Linked DNA regions of Homo sapiens: region 2 is linked to region 1. A link is an interaction called in ENCODE POLR2A ChIA-PET data of the cell type or tissue named here. Cell type or tissue: GM12878. All regions are shown on one strand. Links, peaks and the distances in the headings refer to the core of each region. The heading gives the core; the rest is flanking DNA.

Region 1 (5,388 bases), core at 276-5,275:
GAATGGCGATCATTAAAAAGTCAGGAAACAACAGGTGCTGGAGAGGATGTGGAGAAATAGGAACACTTTTACACTGTTGGTAGGACTGTAAACTAGTTCAACCATTGTGGAAGTTAGTGTGGCGATTCCTCAGGGATCTAGAACTAGAAACACCATTTGACCCAGCCATCCCATTACTGGGTATATACCCAAAGGATTATAAATCATGCTGCTGTAAAGACACATGCACACATATGTTTATTGCGGCACTATTCACAATAGCAAAGACTTGGAACCAACCCAAATGTCCAACAATGATAGACTGGATTAAGAAAATGTGGCACATATACACCATGGAATACTATGCAGCCATAAAAAATGATGAGTTCATGTCCTTTTTAGGGACATGGATGAAGCTGGAAACCATCGTTCTCAGCAAACTATTGCAAGGACAAAAAACCAAACACCACATGTTCTCACTCATAGATGAGAATTGAACAACGAGAACACGTGGACACAGGAAGGGGAATATCACACTCTGGGGATTGTTGTGTGGTGGGGGGAAGGGGGAGGGATAGCATTAGGAGATATACCTAATATTAAATGACGAGTTAATGGGTGCAGCACACCAACATGGCACATGTATACATATGTAACTAACTTGCACGTTGTGCACATGTACCTTAAAACTTAAAGTATAATTAAAAAAATATATGATAGAATGATGACCTTGAGTCATTAATAAAAAACAATGCTTAATACATTCTATTTTTGGAAAACAACAAAAACAAAAACAAAAAACTGGCCTATAAATGAAATGTCCTTGAATTGAAAATGCACATATTAATGTGTTTCTTATGAATGCATTGATCAATATGTCCATTTAGGTTTGTGTATTTTTTTCCATGTGGTCAATTTTCTTTCAGTCTACTTCAAATTACCATGCAAGGAGATTTGGTGTTCGTGCAGCCATGCCAGGATTTATTGCTAAGAGGCTGTGCCCACAACTTATAATAGTGCCCCCCAACTTTGACAAATACCGAGCTGTGAGTAAAGAGGTAAGTTAATGTCTCACCCCTACTTTAGGCTTTCACTGAGTTCCTGTCACCTACAGAATCTCAAGTCCAAGTGCCTTAGCACGTAGGATTTGGTCTTAGCTTATCCTTTCAGTTGAGCCTCCTATCACTTCTTCAGCTTGTATATTGAATACTGAGCTGCATATAGCATCCAGAATACATCATTCTTTTTCCCAATTCTTTGCCTTTCCATGCAGTTTTCATTTGCTTAGAAAACTTCCCATTTCCTCAAACTTTGAACTGCCTTAATGATAATATAAAATTAAATTTAGCTATTTTTTCTTAATGTACAATATACATTTTTTCTAGAACCACATTTTATTTATAACTTACAGAATCTACTCATCATTAATTTCAACCTATTGTCTGAATAATTACTTATTAATGTTGTTAAACAGTGACAAAATTCATGTATTTTGATTAGCCTACTTTACTTGCCCCATAATCATTTGCTGTCTAAGAGACTGATAATTGAAAAGGGAGTAATCCATTGCTTCAAAAAGGATCTTTGAAGTAGATTTGATTATTTACTAAAATTGCCAAACTGTCATATGTGAAAACCGCCATTTTTTCTATTTTTTATGACAACTGGTCTATCATGCAGTGCTGGAATTTAATTTTTGAATTAAAATTTTAGACTACTACATCAAATACTTTTAGACTGCTATAGTAAAATGTGTTTAAGACTGCTGCCTGAATGGAAACACTTAAAAAAACTGTGACCTAATACTTATTACTCTTTAGTTATACCAGGGGTCTTTAAATTCACCCCTCTTATTTGTATTCCACCTCATTTTCCCTAGAAGTGACACTATTCCAAGTTTAAACACAGGTTTGTTTGTTTTTTTTCTGTCCAAGGCAGTCTGTGACAGCAAGTGCTTTTTGCATACCTCTGAAAAGGTGGTGGAGGAGAGGGGAGCACACTTACATTTGGTTACTGCTTATCTCTTTCATTGTATTCCTAATTAAAAAGAGATAAAATACTAATCATAAATATAGCCTTTTAAGAAGTTTTAAAAATCCTACAAAAGTTTAGTAAGAAAAGGTATTTTTTAAAGTCGTACTTTAACTCAGCAAAACTTCTGGCAGTATGCCAGTGAAAACCAAAGTGTTTTTAGTTATTTTAGTCTGGTTATTTATGTAAGTCAGAGAACTCTTCAAATTTGAGCCGGATCTAGCTAGTTTATATGCAGATAACAAATGAGTTCTTCTGTGTAAATGAACTGTAGAACAAATTCATCACTGCCTATGGATACATAAATATTCATGACTTGGTTAGAAAATTTAAGAAAAAGCCCTCCCGTTTTTTTTGACACAGGGTCTCACCCCATAGCCCAGGCTGGAGTGCCGTGACTCGATCATACCTCACTATAACCTTAAACTCTTGAGTTAAGCAATCCTCTGGCCTCAGCCTCCTGAGTAGCTAGATTGACAGGCATGCATCACCACACCCACCTAATTTTAAAATTTTTTTGCAGAGATAGGGTTTTCCTATGTTGCTCAGGCTAGGCTTAAACTCCTGGCCTCAAAAAATTATCCTGCCCAGGCCTCCCAAAGTGCTGGGATTACAGGCATGAGCCATCATGCCCAGTTAGCCATTTTTGTTTTATCCAAAATATTGGAGCTTTAAGTGCTTGATTTTTACTGGAACGTCTCTTTTAATTCTTACAGCAATATCCTATGTAAAGGAAGTTAATAAATACTCAACAGTGTCTCTAGGGAGTACTTCTCATTCAGAATCTTAGTTGGCTGCCAGTTACAGACTTCACAGAGTTTCATTTTCATTGGAAAGATTCTATTTGAGCACATTATAACAAGAACAAAGCTAATTAAGGCACTCTCTGAGTAAAACTTGGCCAAGTTTATATCACCATTTTCTAAAATTCCCTTTGACTCAGCTGTTCATAATTATATTAAGCTAAAAACCTTTGTTTTTATAAAAGAAGAAACAGTTTTCTCATGATACAGTAGACAGTTTTAAAAGCTAAATGGAAGCTTAACGTAATTCAGCAAATATGTTTTCTAATATAAATTTTTTTTGAGGCAGGGTCTCACTCTGTCACCCAAGCTGGAAAATATGCATATTATTTTGACAACCATTGCCTCTAATTATAGCTAATACTTAAGTGGTTAGAAAAAAAAGTCATAGTTTTATGTAGTAACACTATGTTATATAAAAGGCATTTCTGAATTAAAAGCCACTATAATTCTAATCTTTATATGTATTTCTTTTATCCTAAGATGTTACTCCAGACTTTTCCCCATCATTTAAGGTAATCATGGAGTACACTATAGATTGTCATTTTTTTCCATTCCAGATCTTAATAAGTAATAGGAAATAGAAAACATTCCTTTTCCTGTATGGATTAATGCATTAATTAATGTTAAGTGGACTTTTATGTGCATGTTATAATTAATTGGAATATTTTCTAAAGCAACATAGTACCTTTATATAAGATTATTCCTTTTTAAAATGAACCAAAAACAATAAATCACAAAAGGCAGGAGGGAATAGAATCCTATCATTCCCACTTCAGCTTCTGACGAGCTACCTAAAACCTTAACCATTTTTTTGTATGGGCCTACCAGATAATGTTTTCTGAGATTTATTTGAATTGCTTATTATAACTAGATATAGGTAGCTAAATAGAGATTGTATCAAATGAAGCTATTTTATGGTCTTCTGCCTTCATGGTCTATTTTAATACAAAAGGAAATTTTGAAAATATTCCCTGGTAGTGGATTATTTATTCCTTAAATCCATGAACTATTGACTGCAGGATTGTTACTGTAGTTGCAAACTAAGAATATTAACATTTCTTATCAGCTACATATGACAGAAGAAGTTTGCTATCACAGCAAAATTTAAACTTTTTTTTGTTTCCTTTGAAGGTTAAGGAAATACTTGCTGATTATGATCCCAATTTTATGGCCATGAGTCTTGATGAAGCCTACTTGAATATAACAAAGCACTTAGAAGAAAGACAAAATTGGCCTGAGGATAAAAGAAGGTATTTCATCAAAATGGGAAGCTCTGTAGAAAATGGTAAGCAACTTATTAAGACTATCAAACCAAGAAGCAGTGAAAAAAAAAAACCCACAACTCTTTGAATTAATCCAATTAATTTATTAGCCTGCATAGGTAGAAGGGATAGATATGTACCTTTATAAAAATGTAAAATCAGAAAATTTTAAAAATACCAGTGGGTTTTCTGAGTTAAACATGTGGAATATCACATATAAACAAAATGTGATTGTTAAATCTCTGAGCTTAAGAGTCTGCAGAGTCCCTGAACAAAGTAATTTTATAGCAGTTATTTTCCTAAGGTCTAACTAACAAAGAGTTTGGATGGCATTGAAGCTGAGGAAGTTGTCTGTTTAAAGCGGCCTTTTCTTGTTGTTAGAAAAGACTAGCCTCAAACATATCAAAACATTGGATGATTCTATTTTTCTTCATTTTCCTAATTTTCTATAATCTAATTATTATAGCAATTATGACTGTTTTTAGCTCTGCCAAAATTAATGACTTCCCACTCCCTTCTTTGCCTTAGACTTTATAATTTCAAGACTCCAGGGTTTTTTTAAAAAAATAATCCCTTTATGACCTATCCAAAAGCAATGCCAAGAAACATGCAGATATTACACATACTGCTTTCAACATTTTGTCAAAGGTATGATTATGTCTGAGATGTCCTGGACCCCTGAACAAAGTTCACCTGGATGAAAAAGTGACACAGAAGGGTTTGCTCACAACCCACAGGAACATTTCATGTGCACCACTCATTGCTTCAGACGGGCCAGGCAGTGCTGGGGAGACCTGTTTGTAACTTTCCCTGAAGCAAAAATGGTAGATCCACAATGACATTAATCTAACTCTCTCACATTATTTGTGACTCACATCATTTGATGCAAGTTTAATATGGGCATCAAATACAACTTCATTACCTTATTTAAAGTGCTAAGGGATAGCTCTCTCTTTTTTTTTATAGGAGCATTAAACAATAATCATCATTTCTCGACACAGGCACAGAGCAAAAGGTTTTCCTTATTTGGTGTAACTTTATTGTTTGAGGATGTGGAACATAAAGCCTGATGTCACTTTGTATAAAATCTTACTTTATTAATTCCTTACTTTCACAAGAGAATGGGGGAAAATCATTAAATAATTATGTCAAAGCATCCCCTGAGGGCCTCCCATAACAATTACTTGCATGATGTGTTTTAAAAGCTTTACATTGGGATTAAAGTAAATGTTTTCATTTTCTACTAATTTTTTTCTTTTTTTTGAGATAGGGTCTCACTGTGTTGCCCAGGCTGGAGTGCAGTGGTGCAG
Region 2 (5,388 bases), core at 74-5,073, 93 kb after region 1:
AGCCCCAGCCTGAGCTAGGCTCCTAGTTTACTCTCCTTATGCTCACCAGAGAGCAGGATGAATGAGGGACCAGCTGTGGGGTCTTATTAAGGATACAGCCAATCTGGGCTCACCGAAGCTTCAATATGAGAACATCAAATACCCAAAAGAAGAAATGGGGGTATGGGTTCAAACAAAGGCCATTAAAGATGGTTTTGTTGTTGTGACACATCCTTTGCCAAGACAGCCTCTCTGTTCTCATTCTCTGTTCTAAGCAGCATGGGACACAATAGGCAAAATCCCTCACATTTCCTGTGTCAGACAGACGGTACCCAAGCTTTTAATTTCAAGCATTTATTTCCATTTTGGATGGCAAAAAAAAAAAATATATATATGATCCAGTGACAGGAGGCATTGAAAACATAGTCTCGGTTACCACCTTACTAGTTATGTTTGAAAAACATATATACTCTGAAATAAGGTAATAAGTAGAACATGTCTGAAATCTTCTGATACAATTATTTTCACTTTAGGAGCATCATGAGAGCATCAGGGACCCGTCAACAGGCTTTACTCTGACATTCAAGCAAGATCACAGTCTGGAGACCAGACACATTCGCACGCTTCTCTGGGACCTGGCTTACCATCAGCTGAAGGCCAATGAGTGGCAGAGGCTGGCCCGTTCGTGGAACTTTACAGATGACCAGATTAGAGCCATTGAGGAGCAGTGGTCGGGTGAGTACAGACTAGATGATGTGGGCAGGAGGAATTCACTGTTAGGAACAGCAGTGCCTCCTGGTGTGAGGTCTTCCAAGGAAGTGTGTGGCACTCACAATAAGCTGCAGTCTTCAAGGGGCCCAGGAATAGGGGCAGTTAGCTTAGGTCCACACCAGTGATTTGGGCATTAAGATTTGCAGAAAGTGAACACTCATGGTCTGCAGTAAACCGAAGTTTGTAAAGGATGATTATGTGTATTGACCCATATCAGACATGTGCATTTAGCCTAGAGAGACAGTAAGATTCCCAACTGGACGGTCACTAAGGAAGCAAGCAAGGATTTAACAGTTGGTGTGTCAGTGGGAAGCCAATCTGATTTCTATGTTCCTTGAGACTGTCCTGGGGTGAATGGGTTCATTCTGTAATCAATAGGCTCGCTGTTTAAGTCTGCGCTCCAGAAAGAGGAATTCCTTAAAGCAGGTGGGTGTAGGAGAAAGGGTTGTTGTAGGACACTGCCTTAGGGGAGACTTGGCTGTGCCATGAGCGACACGGCAAATACAGACTCAGAGGGCTTTCTTGGCTAGATGATTCCAAGCAATGGAATCATTTCAGCTGGACTCAAACTGTCATAATTAGTGAAGTCAGGTCAGCTAGATTCCTTAATTTTGTTTTTTGTGGTTAGACGAAAACCTAGGAAACATAGAAAGTTTACTTGGCATTAATCAACTAATTAGCTTTGAAAACAATGAAGCAAACATGTTTCTTGGCAAAGTTTTCTATTCAGAGCACTGCCCTCTCATGGACATCCTAAGACGAGAAGGTGTCCTTGCTCAGGGGTCTATTTGTATTAGGGATTGCTGGGAACTGGGGATGGCAGAAGCACAGTCCATGAGCACACACTATTTATACCACATACAAGTAAATTATGAGACTTTGTATTGCACATTCTTAGGATACATTTTCATGTGAAAAATAGAAGATAATGTATTGAAAACATTGAATACTAACTAGTTTCTAACTAGAAAAATTTTTTTATTGTTAAGATTTCTTTTTTGTCATTAATTAGGCTTATAGTGTTCTGTGAAGTCTTTAGGAAAATTGAGTTGCCTCCTGGAACTCTAACTTGACCTAAAGAGATGACTTGAAAATATAGTGTATCTTCAGAGTACTTGCCAGCAGGATAAGGGGGATTTTAAAGTGTTTCGATGGAACCTTTATGGAGGGCCTGGAGTGTTTATTTCTGCTGGATGAGGGATAGATACATCAGCTCTCTAAGCCATGCATGTTTGATGGAGTTTATAATCTAGTTGGCACAATAACAATGACACTTGCAATTCAATTATATTGTGATCCAGGGTAAGGTTACTGGCACTGGGGAGTTTGTGGGCTTTTGATCAAAGGAGTGACAGACTCATGATGGTATTTAAGAAAAATTAGTTTGTCAAGAGCAAGATTAGGAAAGGAACAGAGGACTTGTCCAGGAGTACATTCTGTAAGTATGCAGTTCCCTCTCCCTGAAATGCCCGCTTCTCCATATCAGTCTGTCCAGTGAACTTCTCCCTCACCCCTGCAGAGCTCAGGCCCTTCCCTTGCACAGCATGTCTGCTCCTGCACACTCTCTCTCAGAGCAAGGAGCCTGTAGTGAAGTCCTGTTGGGAACCACAGAGGCTTTGTGGCTCCCTATCCCGGTACTTCCCCCAACACCTCTCTAGGCTGAGATATGCAGTGAGTATTTATCAAATGAATAATCCTGGCCCAGGGATGCAAACTTCCCTCAGAGTAGCTTCCTTGAGACTGGAGTGGCAGAATGAATGGTGCATGCTTGCTGCTCAGAGTGGGGAATATGGAGCAGCAGTGGCAGCAGCACCCGGGAGTTTGTTAGATGCATGGATTCTTACCCCAGACCTACTGAATCCAAACTTGCATTTTAGTAAGATACCCAGGTGAAATAAGCACTGTGAGTTTGAAGAGCACTGGTCTATGAGAAGTTGCATATTTCATTAAAATTGTTCCCCCTGGGCAGGCACCACAGCTGTCCTCTCTCTTGTACACTCCTTTGGGTGTGTGCCAAGCATAGCAGGTGCATAGCACAGGCTGGAGGGAAAGCAAATGCTGGTCATCATAAAGCAGCACAGCGAGGGCAACTGGAAGGGCTTTTTTCGAAGAGGAACAGGCAAGCAAACAGTCATTCAGAAAGTTTAGTTGGAACTGAGATCACAATGGAAAGAGATAGCAGCTCGTGGTGTTTTACCTCGGACCTCTTGTGCTTGGCACAGGAAATGAAAGCTTCCGTGAACATGGCCACAGGGCTCTGCTTATCTGGCTACACGGGACCCTGATGACTCAGGGTGACCCGGCCAAGCAACTGTATGAAGAGCTGGTACACGCAGGTTTCCCAAAACTAGCTGGTAAGTGACAGTTTCAACAACAGAAATTCTTTCTCCCTTAAAATTTCAGGAAGCAGTCTACAGAAATATCATCCTGACCAGCTACAGCCCCAGCGTGGTGTTAGCTGTGGCTCACACGGAGTATGGAACTATGGAAGGGGCTTGTAAGCTGTCAGCAGCTTCTCCTTTGGGGAATGACCCAGTCAATACTGGTTACTCATTAGCCTGGCAGTTCTGTGTCATCCCCCTACTCAGCATTTGAAAAAGTGTGGGAGTGTTTTTGTTTATGTGTATGTGTGGTGGGGGCAGGTGGGGTGGGGCAGAAGTGCTAAACTATCCCATACAGTTATAGGATTGTTCTCCACGACTAAGAGTTGTCTTGCTCAAAATGCCATTTTACCCCTGTTGATAAACTGCAGGTTAGTGTATTTGAAAATGTTATCTCTAGGTAGAACAAAAAGAGCAGACAGGCTATTACTTTGCCACCTGAGGTTATTGCTAAAAATCAGTCTGCCAAAATCACTGACCATATTGTCAGGAAAGATCCTTTAAAAACTTATCAATAAATTAGGCGGTGTTGTAGCTCTCATGTAATAACAAGCATTCAAGCAAAATACAGGAACATCTGCCATTATTTTCACTGAAGCAGTTTTACCTGGAGCAAGAAGATAAATGAGTGAACACCGACTGATCCAATAGTTTCCAGCAGTAGTAGGTACAAGGAACAATGTGTGGATACTTACCTTCCATCACATGATCTCATAATATTGGAGTTTTTCCCTCAACTTTTACCCTGTTCCCATTGGCCCCGAGAATACTCACCAGTGGTGCTTGCAGCATTTACCCTGAAAAAACTTTGCCATGAATTATCTTGTTTTTATTATTATTTTTGGATCACTCTAGTATATTGACTTTGGAAACAAAAGATATCATTCTACTTATAGCATTCTGGTTTTACTAGTGGTATTTCCATTTACAAAATATGGAAATTCTTGATCATTGAAAATGTCAAGTCCTAGAAAATGTAGCATTCCTATATGTGATGTTAACATCGTTCTCAAACAATTGTTGGCCAAAGATTCATTCCATGAATCCAATTTTTCAGAAATTGATGATTCGGATGATTCAGACTATTCTGATGTTAGTTCTGTTTAGAAATAACTCCAAGAAGTTTGTATATTTGTTTTTCACAATGAAAATCAGATTTGCTTCAGCCTCAAAGAGCGTATTTATGTAAAATTGAAGAAGTGCTGGCAGTGAGCTGCACTTTTTTTTCTAAATGGGAAAAGGGTTAAATGTATTCTTCCTATGAAAGAGGTTCCATAAGAACTCTTAGAGAAGATGAAGATGCAGTCCACTGAACTGGCTAAGGGTATGTGTTCTGACGCAAGGCTGTGTGAGCTCACTCTTGAACTCCAAAGCTGACTGACTGGTTGTAAACCTCGAGCAAGTTCTATGACCTTCCTGTGACAACCTTCTCATTTATTAACTAGGAAAGAAAATAAAAATGTTTACTTCAAAGGGCTGTTGTGGGATTTAATGAATAATAGTGCCTGGTAGACAATCAGTGCTTTAAAAATTTTAGGTATTCATAAATGTTATCTTATTTTTTCCAGAAAAGACTCGTCATTTCAAAAGCAAAACTGACTCAAACTCCAAGAAATGTGTAGTTTCATAAATGCCTAAAGAAATTGTATTTACATGATTTTCCACTCAGCATTCAGTTCTTTTAATGCCATAAATTTCTTCTAGCAGTAGCACTGATTTTCAACTATGATGATGGTGGTGACAGGGAACTCTAACAGATGAAAGAAGAGTAATACCATGATACTTTTCAACCACTAAAAAGTCAAATATAGTTTTTTTTGCTGAGGGCAAGTTGTATGTGATTTTCCCATTTCTATCAATCATTTGATGTAATCCATGTAATAAGATAATCTAGGACGGTTTTGTATGTCATGTTTTTTTAAAAAACTCATGGGAGCAGCATCATGGTACAGTAAAAAAACAAGGGTTTTTATAATAGACAAATATGGTTTTGAACTTGGTTTTGCCACTTATTAGATGTGAACCTTTGGGCATGTTAATGTTGTTTACGTTCTTAGATCTTCAGTTTCCTTCTCTATAAACTGGGAGAGATGTCTATTTAATCCATAGGGTTGGAATGAAGATGAAGGGAAAATGCCTGTGTAGCCTCACGCCCATAGTACGGAAATCAACTGCTATTTCTCTTTCAGTAAGAGAAACTGGGTTTGGAATTTATAGTCATTGTTGACTTTAAATCACACATTTTGTGTAATATATT

The links. ChIA-PET counts read pairs that join two places held together with the same protein. Peaks named below come from ENCODE experiments on the same cell type or tissue, not always from the same donor. Only the 100,000 strongest peaks of a DNase experiment are listed, where the experiment ranks them.
Region 2: POLR2A ChIA-PET joins it to region 1 with 11 read pairs; 4 of 35 experiments call an interaction of 5 or more read pairs at or near these places.

What each region holds. Positions count from the first base shown.
Region 1 is chr5:75,572,833-75,578,220 of GRCh38, forward strand. It overlaps POLK (DNA polymerase kappa), which reads left to right. Exons shown (of 15, transcript NM_016218.6): 5 at 906-1,037; 6 at 3,948-4,101. Among named protein-coding and RNA genes, the nearest start is that of ANKDD1B, 36 kb to the right of the region's middle. In GM12878, for the core only: no CTCF peak of the experiment used is centred there; a DNase peak (open chromatin) is centred at 2,789; H3K4me3 peaks cover 1,108 bases; H3K27ac peaks cover 2,264 bases.
Region 2 is chr5:75,666,280-75,671,667 of GRCh38, forward strand. ANKDD1B (ankyrin repeat and death domain containing 1B) reads left to right here. Exons shown (of 14, transcript NM_001276713.2): 12 at 513-714; 13 at 2,973-3,104; 14 at 4,700-5,388. The coding sequence ends at 4,761. Among named protein-coding and RNA genes, the nearest start is that of POC5, 48 kb to the right of the region's middle. RefSeq lists an enhancer at 700-1,201. In GM12878, for the core only: a CTCF peak has its summit at 1,493 (motif pointing left); a DNase peak (open chromatin) is centred at 2,912; H3K4me3 peaks cover 1,074 bases; H3K27ac peaks cover 1,498 bases.